2 separate regions of the Mus musculus genome follow, and region 2 is linked to region 1. A link is a loop called in an ENCODE intact Hi-C map of the cell type or tissue named here. Cell type or tissue: heart. All regions are shown on one strand.

The links. Peaks named below come from ENCODE experiments on the same cell type or tissue, not always from the same donor. Only the 100,000 strongest peaks of a DNase experiment are listed, where the experiment ranks them.
Region 2: a loop joins it to region 1, with 2.9 times the contacts of the local background. A loop is called at or near these places in 3 of 42 quality-filtered maps.

Annotation. Positions count from the first base shown.
Region 1 is chr5:111,112,452-111,120,451 of GRCm38, forward strand. All of the region lies in intron 5 of Ttc28 (tetratricopeptide repeat domain 28), which reads left to right. Among named protein-coding and RNA genes, the nearest start is that of Mir701, 110 kb to the left of the region's middle. In heart, no CTCF peak of the experiment used is centred here; DNase peaks (open chromatin) are centred at 2,370, 3,750 and 7,582; H3K27ac peaks cover 539 bases; H3K27me3 peaks cover 2,787 bases.
Region 2 is chr5:111,174,494-111,182,493 of GRCm38, forward strand. All of the region lies in intron 5 of Ttc28 (tetratricopeptide repeat domain 28), which reads left to right. Among named protein-coding and RNA genes, the nearest start is that of Gm35628, 56 kb to the right of the region's middle. In heart, no CTCF peak of the experiment used is centred here; DNase peaks (open chromatin) are centred at 2,184 and 4,188; H3K27ac peaks cover 760 bases; H3K27me3 peaks cover 297 bases.

The DNA.
Region 1 (8,000 bases):
GACAAACTTTCTCTGACAAGGCCACACCCCCTCCAACAAAGCCACTCCCCCAACAGTGCCACTCCCTAAACATTCAATGGCCTATGGAGGCCATTCTTTTGTCTTGTTTTTATTTTTGAGACAGGGTTTCTCTGTGTGACCATGGTTGTCCTGAAACTTGTTCTGTAGACCAGGCTGGCCTCCAACTCAGAGATCCACTTGCCTCTGCCTCCCGAGGGCTGGGATTAAAGGTGTGCACCACTACCACCCAAATTATGGGGCCATATTCCTAGCATGTCTGTGGTGACAACCATAGTCATTCTGTTTCATATGCCTTTATGGTTGCTGATGCTTGATGTGTTTTCATATGCCTTAAACCATTTATGTCTTCTATACATGTATCCAGGGGCTAGAGAGATGACACTCAGCTGTCAAAGTATTTGAAAAGAACCCACATGGTAGCTCTGGACCCCCCACCTGGTACCCAGAAGGAAAGAGCTGCAGCTCACATATACTAACTGTCGTATCCATTGGGTCAGCACACACCACATGTTGTGCCTTTGCTGTGCAGATTAGGAGGCGACCATTGCTCTCATCCTTGGAGGCTCTACCCTCCTGTTCCAGGCCAAAGCTGGTGATGGAGGCTCGTAGGCTGGAGAATCTAGGCAGTGGCAGGAGCCTTAAAGCTTCCTCAACTCGCAACTTCCAAGCAAGTTTTAGAAACTAGAGCAAGTTTTAGAAACTAGAAAACACAACTATATCTGATTCACTCCCCTTCCTTTTTGCAGTTATCTCTGCTGTTAAGAGACTAAATTCTAAAACTCACATCAGTGAGGGTTCCTTTTACAGGCTCAGCACGCTACTCACAAAGGATCTTGTAAAGTGAAATACGACTCTTCATGATTATGAAAGCGAGGTGAATTATGACTGCCAGAGGCTCCCGGCACCTGTGGGTTTGCCAGGCCAGGAGAAAACGGAGCTTCTGGGTCTGCGTCAGCCGCAGGAAGTTACTTAGATGTCTCCCAGGGACCCCCCTCCACCACTGCACTGTCTCCAGTGCTGTTTCCACACAGTGTGTATTATATAATCTGTACTAGTGGTAGTGTGAAATCCATTAAAAGGTCTGTGGTATGTGTGTTGTGTGTGCATACATGTGTGTAAGACAGAAAGAATGTGTTTGGGGGTCTTTATTTTACTTCTAGTAGTTGAGGGAGTAGATTAAAATGTAAAAAACATTCCGTTTGAGCCTAGAGCTCTGTCCTCACGGGGAGTATTGAGTTCACAGGGGAAGGCTTGGCAACCTTCTCTCTGTGTCTCACAGACCTTTGAGAAATGATCAGGACAGTTACACAGTAACTCAGGTCACCTGAGACAGCAGGACTTGAAGGAGAGGCCGTTGGACCCAGTGCCGAGGGTGAGGTCTTTACATTATAAATCAGCTGAGTCAGACCTCTTAGGCCCGAGGCCAGTTATCAAAACTTCTCTTCAGCCCGCTGATAAAACAGTGATGACATCAAAGGAAAGAGCATGTGCAGCAAGTTTGCATGAGGCTGCTGCAAAGCAGTGTGCTTGCAAAGCAGGCCGCCTGCAGACAGTCCACTTCCCCCTATAAAACTCTGCATCATCACCACCACCATCACTACCACCATCCTCACCATCACCATAACCATCACTACCACCATCCTCACCATCACCATGCCTCCTATCATATTTCTCCCCGTCCTCTTGTAGCCACCATGTCTTAGCTGATGGAATTCTCGCTTGCTCAGACAGTGGCCTTCTCCTAGGGTGGCTTCCCACAGTGAATGCTATAGAATAAGGCCATTGGCTGAGCATAAATTCAAGGTCACTAAGAGTTTAAGGTCATCCTCAGCTACCTGGCAAGTTCAAGTCTAGCCTGGGCTACATCAGACTTGGCCTCAAAAGAAACTCTGGTATTTCTAAATCTCTTAAAGTAGTCCCTTACTTATTTATTGAGACAGAGTCTCACTTTGTGGCTCTTGCTGTCCTCTAACTTGCTATGTGGCTCAAATTGCCATCAAACACACAGAGATTACCAGCCTCTACCTCCCAAGTTCAGTAACTGATAGCACTACACACACACACACACACACACACACACACACACACACACACCCCTCTAGACATATAAACAACAATTTCTTCACTACAGAATACCATTTCCAGCAGGAGAGCTGCAGTGCCTCCCTTCACACATGAGAGGAAAGTACGTTTCTTGTAAGAGGAGCATTGAGCATAAATGTGCATGTCTGTCAGGAATGGTCGAGGCTCGGCACAGTAGGATGGCCGCATTGCTGGAGTCAAAAAACATTCCGCCCTCCTACACCTGGGCGAGGTTTCTGGTTCCTTCGGTGCCTTGAGATCCTGTGAGAAAACAGGAAGAGCACATCAGTAAGATGGCTTTAGCAGGCTGTAGCACAAACTGCACACCGGTTTTATTGTTTGGAGCAAATCATGACGTAAAGTCATTCTGTCCTTGTTGAAAGTGCAATGCACACACAGCTAGAAGGCCTCCAGAGCTCGCAGAGCAGACCATGGTTGTCTGGAAAGCTGCTTTAGAAACAGGGGTTACAGAACTGAGCTCGGTGTCCCCGCAGAGCTGTGTCTCCCGTCCTGTGGATTAGTAAATGTGTACTCTGCCGAAATGGACTTTAAGAGCCCTCTAAATAGAATTCAGGGTTCTTTCTCTCTCCCCCTAATAAAAAAGTTTGTTTATTTATTTGTTTATTTTCTTAATTATGACTGGGAACATAACTTAGTTTGCAGAGTCTTGTTGGGTGCAAAAAGTCCTGAGCTCGCTCTCTGGGGCGGTGCACACGGGCATCCGGGCACTCACACCAGCATCCTGGCACTCAGAAGGCAGACACAGGTGCTCGGGTATCTTCGCCTTTATGGTGAGTTTGAAGCTACTCTGTTTTAAATATCATACAAACATTTTGACTGGCGTAGAAATCAAACACATTTATCGGGAGTGTTGCATTTATAGGCCTTCTCTTCCTGTGCTGGGGGCTGAGGCCGTGCACACGCCAGTCAGACGCTTCACCATCGCTTCTCAGTATTGGTATCATTGACTGCTGGGAGCCATAGCTACCCTACTGTACTCTAAGCATCAGGAGTCAGTCCTCTTCAGAGCAGCCTGAGTCCATTAACCACGGTGGGCCCATCCCCCACACAGCCTTTCTCCGGTCTGTCAAGTGACCGGGGTTGTTCACGCACCACAGCCTCCTATGCTTCTGTTTCAGTCTTGTGGGCACTCTTAATAAATAAAAACTCCCTCATAGATCCTTCTGTCTTATATTTGTCTATCACTAAAATCGGTTCTCCATAGAAATGTCTTAAGTTAGATCTAGATAATGTTCTGTAGATGAACTAGGAACGGAAGCTACTGCTTCTCCGGCTGACACAGTCCTTCATGTCTCAGTTGCAAAGAGGAAGTGACTGGAGGACACACAGCTACTGAGCAGGAGGAGGAAGAGTTGTGTGTGTATCGTCACAAAGCATATCTGTGTTTCAAATCGGGTTCTGTTAGGACCCATGTGTTTAAGTGAACTTCTGCTGAAATCCGATGTGTTATGGAGAGTGGATGAATAATTCCCCAAATGGATTTTCTGTGAATTTCGCAAACTAAGCATGCCTTTCTAAGTTCTGCTCACTCCATTGTTTCCAGCTGTTCAGGAGTCCAGGCCACAGGAAGGACGAGGGCTGTCCTGAGGAGCCAGGGCCAGGCAAAGTTTCCTTGGTTTTTGGTTCCTCTTGTACCTCCCCTCGTTCTCAATGCTACTCCACCCCATTAGATCCCTCGGGGCTCCGGCAGCTTAGATTTTCTGTTGCTTGAGCATCCCTCTGATTTGTGGATTCTTTGCAGTGTTTATGGTTTTTTGTTTTTTGGTTTTTTTTTTTGTTTTGTTTTTTTTTTTTTTTTGTTTTTTTTGCTTTTGCAGTGGCCTTATCAGCTCTTCTCACAGGGTGGCCAGAGTGTGGCCTGCTTTGTCACTGCCACCTTGAGATTCACTGAGGCTTGAATTCTGTCTTGAAGCTTTTACCCCATTGCAACATTCTCAGGCATCATCTCTTAAACGCTTTTCTATCCCATGGTTTTTGTCCTCTCAGTCTCTCAGAATTGAGACTGTTTCTAACCTTATTTCTGTTTCCTCCCCCTCCTAGATCACACACTTCTCTCTCTTGTCCAGCTCTTGTATGGGTGTTTGGCTTGCACACACATCCACATGTGCCATTGAACATCAAACCAGAGTCTTCTCAAAGAGTAGACTGTGCTCTGAACCACTTAGCCATCTCTCTAGCACCTATTATTTATTTTTAATTATGTGTATATGTGTGAACATGTGTGTGTGTCTCTGGATATGTACACATGGGTACAGGTAATTTGGAGGCCAGAGATGCAGCATCCCTGCAGCTGGATTAAAAAGGGTTGTGAAATTCTTGGCATGGCTGCTCCAAACCCAGTTCAAGTCCTCTAGAAGGACAGTGCGCACTCTTGGCTGATGAGCCGTCTATCTCTCGAGTCCTGAAATTGTCTTAAAGTACATTTTATTTCTTATTGTCTTATTTTATTATATTAACTTTTATTTTATCTGTTGAGTGTTCGTCTTCATGTCTGTGCACCACATGCTTGCATAGTACCTGCAAAAGGCAGAGGAGGGCATCAGACACTGAAACTGGAGCCGCAGATGCCAATTATCCACCATCTGGGTGCTTGGAAATCAAACCCAGGCCCTCTCAGCCACCAAGCCGGCTCTCTTGCCCCATCTTAATGAGGTTTTAGTTGAACATTTTCATATCACTTACTTCACATCCCACCGCCAAGTTCATGGATCTGTTTCCGTTTTCTTTCCATTTCTCCTGGTTCTGTTGTGCTGGTTCCTTTCATACTGACTACCGACCATGATACCTAAACAGTGCTCAGCATATCTTAGTGATGTGGTCTCTCCTGGGATGGGGGCAGCTTCATTGATATCTGAAAGGCATTTAGAGAAGGTCATCTTAATGGAGAGAGATAAACCCTGGGATGATCCTAACACCTGTTTCTGCCCATTCTCTCAGTTCAGCTTTGCTCTTTGGCTTGGTCCTCACTCTAAGCCTGCGGCGCTACCATTAGAAGCTTTTATTTTTATCTGTGGTCCCAGAAGAACACCGAGAGCAACATTATCAGTGTGTGTGGTTCTTGTCTTCCCCGTCGTCACAGGTGGGCACTGCCTCTGAAGTCTCACAGTGAGACGCAGTGAGGGTGGCGCAGAGTCAGAATGCAGCTTCCATGGTGCAGACACTGTAAGTCATGGCTTCCTTAGTAGCTTTGAGCTAGTTCTATCTGCTGGTGTGGGGGCTGCTGAGCAGCTCTGGGAAGAGTCTGTACTTCTTGGCAGCCACCTCACGCTCACCTTTCTCACTGGATGACTGCACACCTAGTTTTTGCCTCTGCCAAGGGTCTCTGCTCGTCTATCCTGCCCCTAATGCCCATGAAGCTCACTGGTGCCTGAAGGTGGCTGTTGAATTATACAGCTCTGTTCTACTTGTTCCTGGGAGCCAGTTTCCTCTGCTATGAAGCAGTGTGTTGTGTGTGTTTTATAAATGTTTTGATTCCTGATGCTATTTATTTAGTACTACATCTGTGGACCAGATGAAGATCACAGACTGTGCTTAGCCTTCATGTTACAGCAGTGACAGCCAAGGCTCTGACAGATCCACCAGAGGACACACAGACAGCTACTGACTGTTCGGTCAATGGCTTCCAGCTTGTCTATTTGTCTTACCACTGCTTCACTGAAAATGGAGTATTTGTGGACTTTCCTCGTTACCTGAGATTATAAACTATAGTTTTTTATGATCTCAAATAACTCGACCTTGCCTTGATTTGTTTGCGTTGTTTTCTGATGGACTTCATTCAGTGAGAAGAGAGCTCTTGTGCAGGGTCTCGGCAGAGATGGAAGTCCCACCCCTGGTGAGCAGTGTGGGCATGAGACTTGGAATCCATCTTTAGCCCATTGTCAGCGATGACTTGAGTCTGGAGGGGATGACACATAGCACAGCACACTTTCTGCCTGTCTGAGAGGCTGTGATCATAGCACAGCACACCTTCCACCTGTCTGAGAGGCTGTGATCATAGCACAGCACACCTTCTGCCTGTCTGTGAGGCTGTGATCATAGCACAGCACACCTTCTGCCTGTCTGTGAGGCTGTGACCATAGCACAGCACACCTTCCGCCTGTCTGAGAGGCTGTGATCATAGCACAGCACACCTTCTGCCTGTCTGTCTGTGAGGCTGTGACCATAGCACAGCACACCTTCTGCCTGTCTGTCTGTGAGGCTGTGACCATAGCACAGCACACCTTCCACCTGTCTCTGAGGCTGTGATCATAACAGCACACCTTCTGCCTGTCTGTCTGTGGGGCTGTGATTCATAGCACAGCACACCTTCCCCGTGTCTGTCTGTGAGGCTGTAAGGGATACCCATGATCTATAGTCTTTACCCCACCAACAGCTGGAACAGTGTGGCAGCTTGCTGCATGTGGCAGCTATGTCTTGAGCTTCACCTGCAGTTTATGTTGAGAGTATTTGACTATTTCCTACCAGTAAAATCAACTGCTTTTGAATCACTTTATGAATGATGTTTACGAAGTGGAGCTGACTCTGGCTTACGTATCCTTGGAGGAGCTGTTGGCAGTGGCTTTTCTGGCAATGTTTTTTGACTGAGAGTGTCTCCTGTGGCACAGGATTGTGTGAAGTTGTACCTGGGTAGTATATCTTTTAGCCTGTTAAAACAGGTGATGGAAACAGATGAATAGAAAATGACATTAATGGAGAATAAATGTTACTCAATGTTTGACCTCTGTACTCCAAAAGCTACTTTAAAATTTATGGGTTAAGAAGTTTCAATGGTGGAGTGTGATCTGCATTCACTAACAGTCGGCAAAACCACAGGGTTTCTCTGAGTTCTCAGCTCCAGGAGACACACCATAGATGTTAGACAATGTCTCATCCAGAGACTGCTATGTAATAGCATTGCCAGGGCTGTAATTTCCTGTGCTGTGACTTTCCTCATGTCTGAACTTTTGTTTTAGAAAGTAACTCTCAAGGGTCACATTTGGAATTTCTTCTTCTTCTTCTTCTTTTTCTTCTTTTTTTTAATGCAATTTTAGGATTCAAACGTTTCCTCAACCCGAGTGCGTGAGTGCATGAATGTGTGTCTGTCTGTCTTTTTCTGTTTGTTGCCTCTCAACCCCCCCAAATTAAAGGTCTATCAAATGAAGACAGTGAGTAAACAAGAGACAATTCAATCGTTGTTGGGTATGGCATTTAACTGTCACTCCTGCAGGTAGTAGCCCTGCTCATCCTGACTGTTGGCTATGCGCCTCCTTTAGATACGCATTTCTTCATCTCAGTGAAACATCTTTAGAATCACACTGCTTCTCCAAACCCTTCCTGTCTAGCCAGAGCTTCTAAAACCCACATCACAGAACTCTATGTGAAAAAGGACTTCAAGTAGATTTGGCAAGTTGTAAATGAAAGTCCTTGTCACATCCGAAGCTGTAGTATTGTGTCATAGAAGTCAGTAGTGGGGCACTGTGCTGAAAGTCAAAGCTTATCCCCAGACACTGTTGTTAAGTGTAGCTAAGTAGGTCTGCTGAGGACAGCCAGTGTACAGAAATAACTTTAATGAACAAGGCTGGGGACAGTGTTGGGAGACCATGAGACTTGAAAGGAGAAATTAAAAGTAGAATAAAGGATTAAGAGAGCAAAGCAGTGTGCTTCTAGTTGGACCAAGCTCCCTGGGGGACCCTGAATTCAAATTCTTTTTAACATGCATTTGAATTTTAGCTTCCAGAGGCCCCTGATGCCCCTGAGATCCAGCCACTCGCAATGGCTCCTTCATCTCTTGGCCCTTCAGAAGCCTCCAGTTACAGCCTTGAATTTAAAAATAGCAAGGAAATAAGGGAAAATCATAAACCTGGCTATAATAAAATTAGTGCTTGCGCGAAAGGCTA
Region 2 (8,000 bases), 62 kb after region 1:
TGAACACACCCTCTGAGCCTGGCACAATCCCAAGCCCTTTAAATGTGAGGTTATCATTGTCCCACGAAGTGGGCGCCATTTCCTAGTTTTTATGTAAGGAAACAGACAGAGGGAGCTTTGCAGGGGAATGTGTGTCCTGTCAGGGTGAGACTGGGACCCAGGAAACACACTGTTCCATGCCCACCCTAGATCCCTCAGCTGGCAGAATTAGCAGTTGTATAAAAAGTTCAATTAAAGTTGTTAAGGTTTAACTCTGTCACTGAATAGCACTGAGTATTTTAGAGAATGAAACAATGTGTTTTAAATATTAACATTTCAGACCTCACTTGTTAACATTATTTTTAAAAAATATTTAAATTTGCCAGGCAGTGGAGACATACACCTTTAATCTCAGCACTCAGGAGGCAGGCAGATCTCCAAATTCAAGGCCAGCCTGATCTACAAAGCGAGTATAGTACAATAGCTAGACCTTCAATCATTCAGATCCCACGTTCTTTCGACTACTGTGTTCAGGTGACACCTGAAACCAGTAGAGTGGATGACGTATAAATAAAACCTCTTCCGGCTCTAAAACCCTCTAGTCTCTTGCTCCGGCACGTGGGTTGGAATCATCATTCCCCCTAGGGACAGAGGGTGAGTCTGCTATAGTAAGTGAGCACTCAGAGAGATGAGGTGGTCCGACTTTGCTCCTGAGCATCCAGAAACCGTTCGTTTAATAGGGGGCTCTACAACTGTTACAACCCGGCCCCTCTAGTGGGAGGGCGTGGTAATGGTCCTTCACAGATGGAAGCAGAAGTTCTCGGTTGTTTAATTCCAGAACACCTCTCTGGGTCCTTGAGGGTCCTTTTCCACCCTATTTACAGGTCTCCTGTCATATCCCAGCATCTGCACACAAGCTGTCCCTTTCCGGGACACTAGTGTACATGTGTGTTTTCCATCTGTCTTCCTCCACATTCCTCCATCTATCTTACCCCGCCAAAGCCAGGTTTTATGACACAGTGTAAATACTGCCTTTGGAGGGCGATCCATTACATCCTAACCCTTACCAAACAGCGTTTTATAGCCACTGAAGAGCAGGGTGTCTGGCAGCCATGGCATGAGACTGAAAACATCACGCTCCAGCGAACTTTGTCATGGGAAGCTCCTCCGAGACCGGGCTATCTGGTGTCTACCCCATCTCACTCTAGTCCCTAGCAGCCGCTGCAGCTCTGGGTGTCAGCCTTGACGGCCACCACAAGTTGTGCAGTCCCTCCTAGCGTAGCCTGGCTGCAGAGGCAGCTACAGTGAGAAAGAGGGAGCGGAACTCGGAGGTGACACCAGAAGTCAGGTCCTCTCTGCTGTTTCAGAAGTTGTCGGCTCTGAGCCGTGGCCCAAATGATGTGTTACATCAAGTTTACACAGGGCATCAAGTTTTCTAAAGATGAAATCATTATAAATCCTGGCAGTTTTCTGGTGTAATTAAAATGTCTAACAGGAAACCCCTGGGAAACCAGATGCAGTTTTACTGTTCCTAGAGCCGACGGTGGCAGTGTTTCTTGCCAGCTTTCGTATCTTATGACCTATAAATTGCTCTTAATAGCTAATCTGTCATCCAGGCTTCTCACATCAGAAAGCTTGTTTCCTTATTAATCTGTTCATTTGCATCTGCAAAGGACATTTACAAATCCTTCGTTTGAAAACATTGCCGTAGAATGCTGGCCATTATAAATAATTCATCGCCTGTGATAGAAGCTCTTACGCCTAGGTAATAGATCTTTGTGACATTATATTATTCTTTCAACCCTAATATAATTTGGATAAAAATAATTTTTATGAAAGTCCTCTGGCTGCCGGGTTACCATGGAGAGGCAGTAACTATTACTAATGACCCTGTGAGCTCAGAGCATAGACTCAAACCAACTCTTGTGCTAGCAAGGCAGTCAGATCTGCATACTGTTTATACAATAATTGGGTGATATTCCTCCAAGCTGAGGTTTGGAGTTTGGGACGGTCTGATTTGACCGACTGTGAATAAACCTGACACCAGCCATGGGCCGCGGGCGGCATGAAAATGGCTGTTGGTCTCACACACCTCCGTCTATGTGGCCCAGCCTAGCTTCCTGTCTCTGAGGCTGTTTGCTCTGTCTCCTCTCCTCCAGGAAGTATGCGTAGAAGCCAGAGCAGGGTGTGAGAGGGAGCCACTACGCTTGATGTGAGGCTCAGGTCAGCTCGCTGGCCGAAGCCAGGGTGGTGGACACACGTTTCTATATTCTGTCTGGCTATTAAAAGGGAAGCCTGCGGTCTGACCATCAGCTTCCCAGTGGCACGAGAGAGGGAAGTGTGGTACTGCTAGCTTGATGCTTTCTTTAGAATAAGGCCACACCAGCTGCCTGGTAGAGGTGCTGAATTCTGTACAGGTTTTGCCATGGAATAGTCAGTCATTGGGTGGGTTCATGGGCACTGATGGAGAAGGTGACAGTCTTTAAGCACTGAGTGACACCCTAGGAGGCCTCGACCATCATCGACCCCCCCCCCATAAGAATCACATTATCACCTCAGGTGCTCAAGTCTTAATGTTTCATAAATTAGACGTACATACCATTTAAGACACAGCCCAGGAGAACGCGGTTCAGTCTGCAGGCTTCTCGTGCCTTGGCTTCTATTGATTCTCCCGAAGTAAACCCATGGCTCGGAGAAGCCCGGTTGACCTTTGCCTCTAGATTCATACAAGCTTGTAGAGATTAGCTAATGCTGATTTAGGTGCCCGGTTCTTCTCAAATGTGGTTTTCCTATAAAAAGGACTAAAGTTCCAATGCAGAAGTGTATGTCACCGGCACGGAACTGGGCCGATAGAGTTTTCATAGCTGACTCTCCCCGGGATGTCTCCTGGAGAGTAACGTTACTCGTTTATACCCGAGTATTAGTCAGGATTGGCGGGCCATGGGGTAATAAGCAATCCCAGTATCTCAGAGGCTTAAAGCAGAGCTTCCTTTCGTGTGCCCACTCTGTGTCCACTACAGATGAGCCAGGGGTCTCGTACACGCTGTCATGCTTCCTACTTGCGGATCAGTTCAGATGGAACAGTTGTAGCAACAGAAGAAAGGATGTGGTGATATGTCCTGCTCTCACATTGTCTCCGTTTTCCAGGAGACAATCGTGTGCGTTAGCCGAGGCAGGTACACAGCCACCTCCAGTCAGCTTCACACGGGCTGGGGAGAGACGTCCCAAGGACTGCCCTCGGTCAGTACTAACACGGGTGCCATGTTAGTTAGCATTGCTCTCCTTAGCCTGTGGCTCTCCCTCCTGCCGTGTGCCGGGCTCTCCGTGCAGAGCTTGAGCCATGGATACCAGGACTGGAATTGCCGCGTGTGTCCCTGCCCAGCGGTATTGTTAGTACTTTTAGGATGTCACACCTCTGTGCACACAGATTTGTCTCGTCACGTGTCAGGTTTGACATGATGATCATCAGATGAAGCTGTGTGTGGAAAAGCCTTGTATTGTCCACCCTAGGTATAGACTCGCCCAACCTGCCTCTGTTTGAGCTGTTTCTGTTTCCTGTAACTACCCACCCACCCCCAAGGGGGGAAGTTCTATCTATCTATCTATCTATCTATCTATCTATCTATCTATCAACTGCCTTATTTTAGAGCAGAAAACTGAGGAAATAGGGTTTGCACACTGTCACCTCCTACTTCCCCTTCATTGACATCTTCTGTAAGGTATATATCTCATAAATGATGAGCCGGCGTTGATGTATTGTTAGCTGAAGTTGACATTTACAGTAGGGCTCACTCTGTGTTGTAAATGTAAATGTCACATATCCGCTATTGTATCACACAGAACAGTGTCAGTGCCCTAAAACCCCCGTTATGCCACCACTCACTGTCCCCAGGAACTTCTTCACTCTGAAGCTTGCCTGGTCCTGAATGACGCAAGCGGAAAGGAGCCGTCTCAGGCTGGCCTCTTTCACCGATGCGTATATCTCTGGTTTCACCTTTTGTCTTGTGGCTTTACAGACAAACTCAGCCTCACATGGCCTCACAAACGCCACCGTTTCAACATTAACTGTTTGAAAGTCTTTGGCTGTGTTATTTTGGTTTGGAGGTAAGGCCTTGTGAACTCAAGCAATCAATTCTCGTGTGCCGGCCACCCGAGGGCTGGAACCACGGGGCTGTGATTTGGGAGGCTGTAAAGCCTGAGGAAATGGAGCCTGACTGGAGGAAGCGGGTCACTGGGGCGGGCCTCACTCCACTTCCTGCTCGCTCTCTGCTTCTTGACTCCAGATGCACTGTGCCCTCACCGTGGTGTTCTCCTCAAACCCACATCGCCTCAAACCTTAAGGCAAAACTAATCCTCCCTTCAGCTCCGCGTGTCAGGTGTTCTTTAGTCACAGCCACAGGACAAGTGACGTAGCCATCCCTAAAACAAGGGCAGCTGTTCAGGCAGACATTTGCAGAGTGGTAATCTGGGTACGGTGCTGCCTGCTGTTTGTGAGGGAAAAGGTGCTGCCTGTCAGGATTTAGCTGCTTCTGCTGTCTTGGTAGCTGTGGTGGCAGGGTTTTGTGATATGTCACCTGGCCCTCTTAGCACATCTCTGAAATTATGTGCTAAGTATGTTGGAGATAAAAAGAAACTAAAACCTACAAGTTTAAGCACCAGCCAAACCCTGACCTGGGCTTTCCAAGCCTTACAAAGTATTAATATACATGTCTCACAAGGGGAGGGGGTACCTGGAGTTCTGTGTACTGTGATTGCATGCATTGTAGCCTCACAGTCTGCCCTATGTCCTATCCCAGAGCCTGTCCATGTGTCTGTGTTCCTTCCCTGGGCTTTGGTACCTAACTGAGGCCCCAGGTTTATGAGCACTGAACCGCAGGGAATACCTCACCCACGTGGGCTTAGGTAGTAAAAGGGAGAATCAATATTTCTGCGACTAACTGCAAATACAATCCCCATCTCCCCAAGTACATGCAATTAATCAATTGGTAAGCACACCAAATATTCCTTAGGTAACCGTGCAAACTATAACCACTATGAAAAATGCACACTGTAAGGACAGGAGGAAATGTGTGCATTGTCAGGACAGTGTTTAGTGTTCATGTCACCAGTGTGGTTCTAATTTGGATAGCTTAAACCTTATTTTAGTTCTCAAACTCAAAACCCTTGAAAATGGGTTGATGTGTGAATAAATTTCTAGCTCTAGCTTGAGCCTCATGAAGCTTGTCAGGGTGACGGGGTGGCTGGCCCCAGTGCCAGAGCCTGTAGCTCGGAGCGGTGCTTTGGCAAAAACACAACTCATTTATATCACATCGAAAGAGAAAGCCATTGTCTTCCTCTGCCAGATAGTTTGCTAGTGATGCTTTCTGGCTGCATTTTAGTATTCAAATACAGATGTTCCCAGATGTGCCCTCTGTGGGAAGCAGCTGCTGCTTTTCTGGCACAGAAACTGCAGAGAGGTCAATATACAAAGGCAGCACAAACCTCAGTACAGACACAGTGCCTGTGTGCAGTGGGCCTGGCGTTCCCAGGCGGCAGGGGGCCCTCGTACCCCCCTTAATAACCTGAAACTGTCTCAGATTTACCCTTATTCTTCAGGAGTAGAAACAAAGACAAGTGATTAATTTCAAACACACTTGGCTGATAAATACCATCACATGTTATTTGCCCGGGGACTGTAAAACACTAGATTTTATTTCCTGCGAAACTGATAGGAATATAGATGTTCGGCTGCGATTACTGACGTTCACGGCGGCTGCTCCTAGTGGCTGCCTGGTAACAGCCCGGCCCCAAGTGGCTTGGGGTCATCAGTGCCCACACACCTTGGCTGTGAGTTCACAGAGCACTGCATTATTTACTCTGGCACGATCGGGCATGAGCCTGTTGGATCCCAGCCCAGCCCTTCCAAGTGTGTACAGTGTTGTTATTAGCACCATTTTATAAATCCAGAAGACGAGATGAAGTTAAATGACTCTGGTGCTTAGCCTTGTTCGATTTTTTGTTTGTTTGTCTGTGTTTTGTTTTGCCCAGTGCTGAGCCATGAAGCATGCGCTGAACATCACATAGTGCTACCTAGATGTGCGCTGGTAGGACATCACCACGAGCAGTACTGCCTGGCAGCTCTGCACACTAAGGGGAGACCGGCAGGGAAGGGCTGATATTCCATTCTCCTTCCCCACAGCCTGGAGGGAGCGCCTGGCTGTCCCTCTCCTCGTGCCCAGAGAGCTGCAGTGAAGCAGCTCCTGCGTCTTCCTAGCATTTACAGAAACGAAGAAGCAGAAGCGCACATCTCTGGGCCCTCATTTGGAGTTGCCATAAACCAGAAGTTTCCAAGCACAGTGGCACCTGGGGTGCTGTGCCTGCCTGAGCCTTATAAATCTGTCTGTGCAGTGTTCAAGGGCTCATTGCCTCCAACCAGATCTATTCTTCGAAGCTAGCTAGTGAATTATTTATGGATTACACATTTGACAGGGGCTTGGGGCTACATTTGAAAACACTCAGCTCCCGGCTTGTCGCTGTGGAAGGTAGAAATGTCTGTCTGGAAACCAAGGCTCAGAGATATTCAGTGGCTACGAGTCCCAGAGGTAGAGTACTAGAATAGCTGAGCTCAGTGTGTCTGGTCCTGTGCTGCCTGGCTTCCCAGGGAGGGGCCTGTGCATCCTACCACAAGGACAGCAGGCCATAGCAGGTGAGGGTCTAAGCAGTGGCCTCGAGCGTGGGGTTCAGATAGAAAGGAAGCCTGCGCAGAGGAAGGGACAGAAAAGGGAGACAAAAGAAGCTGAGGCCAGGACCTACAGCAAATGAAGAAAAGATTACATGGGTGAGTGTTGGTGCAGTTGGAGCTGCAGAAAGCTGTGGTACAGTAGCTGGCATGGCACCCCCCCTGTCCTCTCCCCCCCCCCAGAGGCCAACACTGTCTCAGTGGCACGTTGCCTTGTGACCTCACTGCTGCCTCGGCCAGGGTCCAACTGCTACACCTGAAATTGCATCTGCTCACACTCCTTTGTTGGAACACATGTGTTGAGAAAGGCAACTTAAAATAGTTCACTTTGCAAACACACCACTCACAAGCACTGTAAGAAAATGGTCCCAGCCCCTGTTAGCAGGAACTGACTGCTACCTCAGAAAGCAAAGAAAACAGGGAAACACATCACTCATGTCTCTGAAATATTAATAAAAGACAGAACACATCTGATAAAGGAAGGCCCCTCCTCTATAGGGGTGGCACTGCAGCACGGCCGCCCTTTAGCCAGAGGCCCCGTGACCAGGATCACTCCTTCATGTTCCAGAGGTGGAAGCAACATGAAGAGAGGGGGCCACATGTCAATTGGCTGCAGGCAGGCACGTAATGAAGCAGAGGAGGGAAGCATGCATGCTTCTAAGCTTGAGAATAAAGGGAAGAGAAGGCCTAGTATTACCTTCCTTTTATATATCTGCAAAAACGTCTTAGAGACCAACGCTCAAGTCTGGCTGCACGCACCCAGTAGGAGGTGGGAAGCCCATAGCCTCTCCTTTGATGCTCTGGTTTTCCATCTGCTCTGTGCCTGTGTACTATACTAGCACAGAGTCGTTTTCAACTAAAACCTCTGATTTCAGTCTGGTTTTTTTTTCCCCCTGTGGTGGGATTGAACTTGAGGCCTTGCACCTGCTAAGCGAGTGTTCTACTGCCGAGCTACACCGCTGGTCCCATTAAGACCTTGAAGATTTGACATAGATGGCTGGTGGGCAGTGTGTGGGGTCGTGGCAGGTAGTCCTTCCCTGTCCTGAGAGGCCGTTGCTCAGAGACTCCGGAAGGTAAAGGAAAGCTGGAGTCCCATGAGCAGGAGAGGCATGGGCCAGCCAAGCAGGGCTGCCGTTCCGGGGTGTTGACTGGATTCCTCCTCTGATTATGATCCAGGTCTAAGCCACAAGTCACCTGAGGGAGTAGGATAGGACAGTGGAGGGTCCTGGCTCCCGGGATTATAAGTCATGGTGGGAAGTAACCCCCTCAGTGCCTGCCATTGGCTTTGGGAGAGTGACATGCA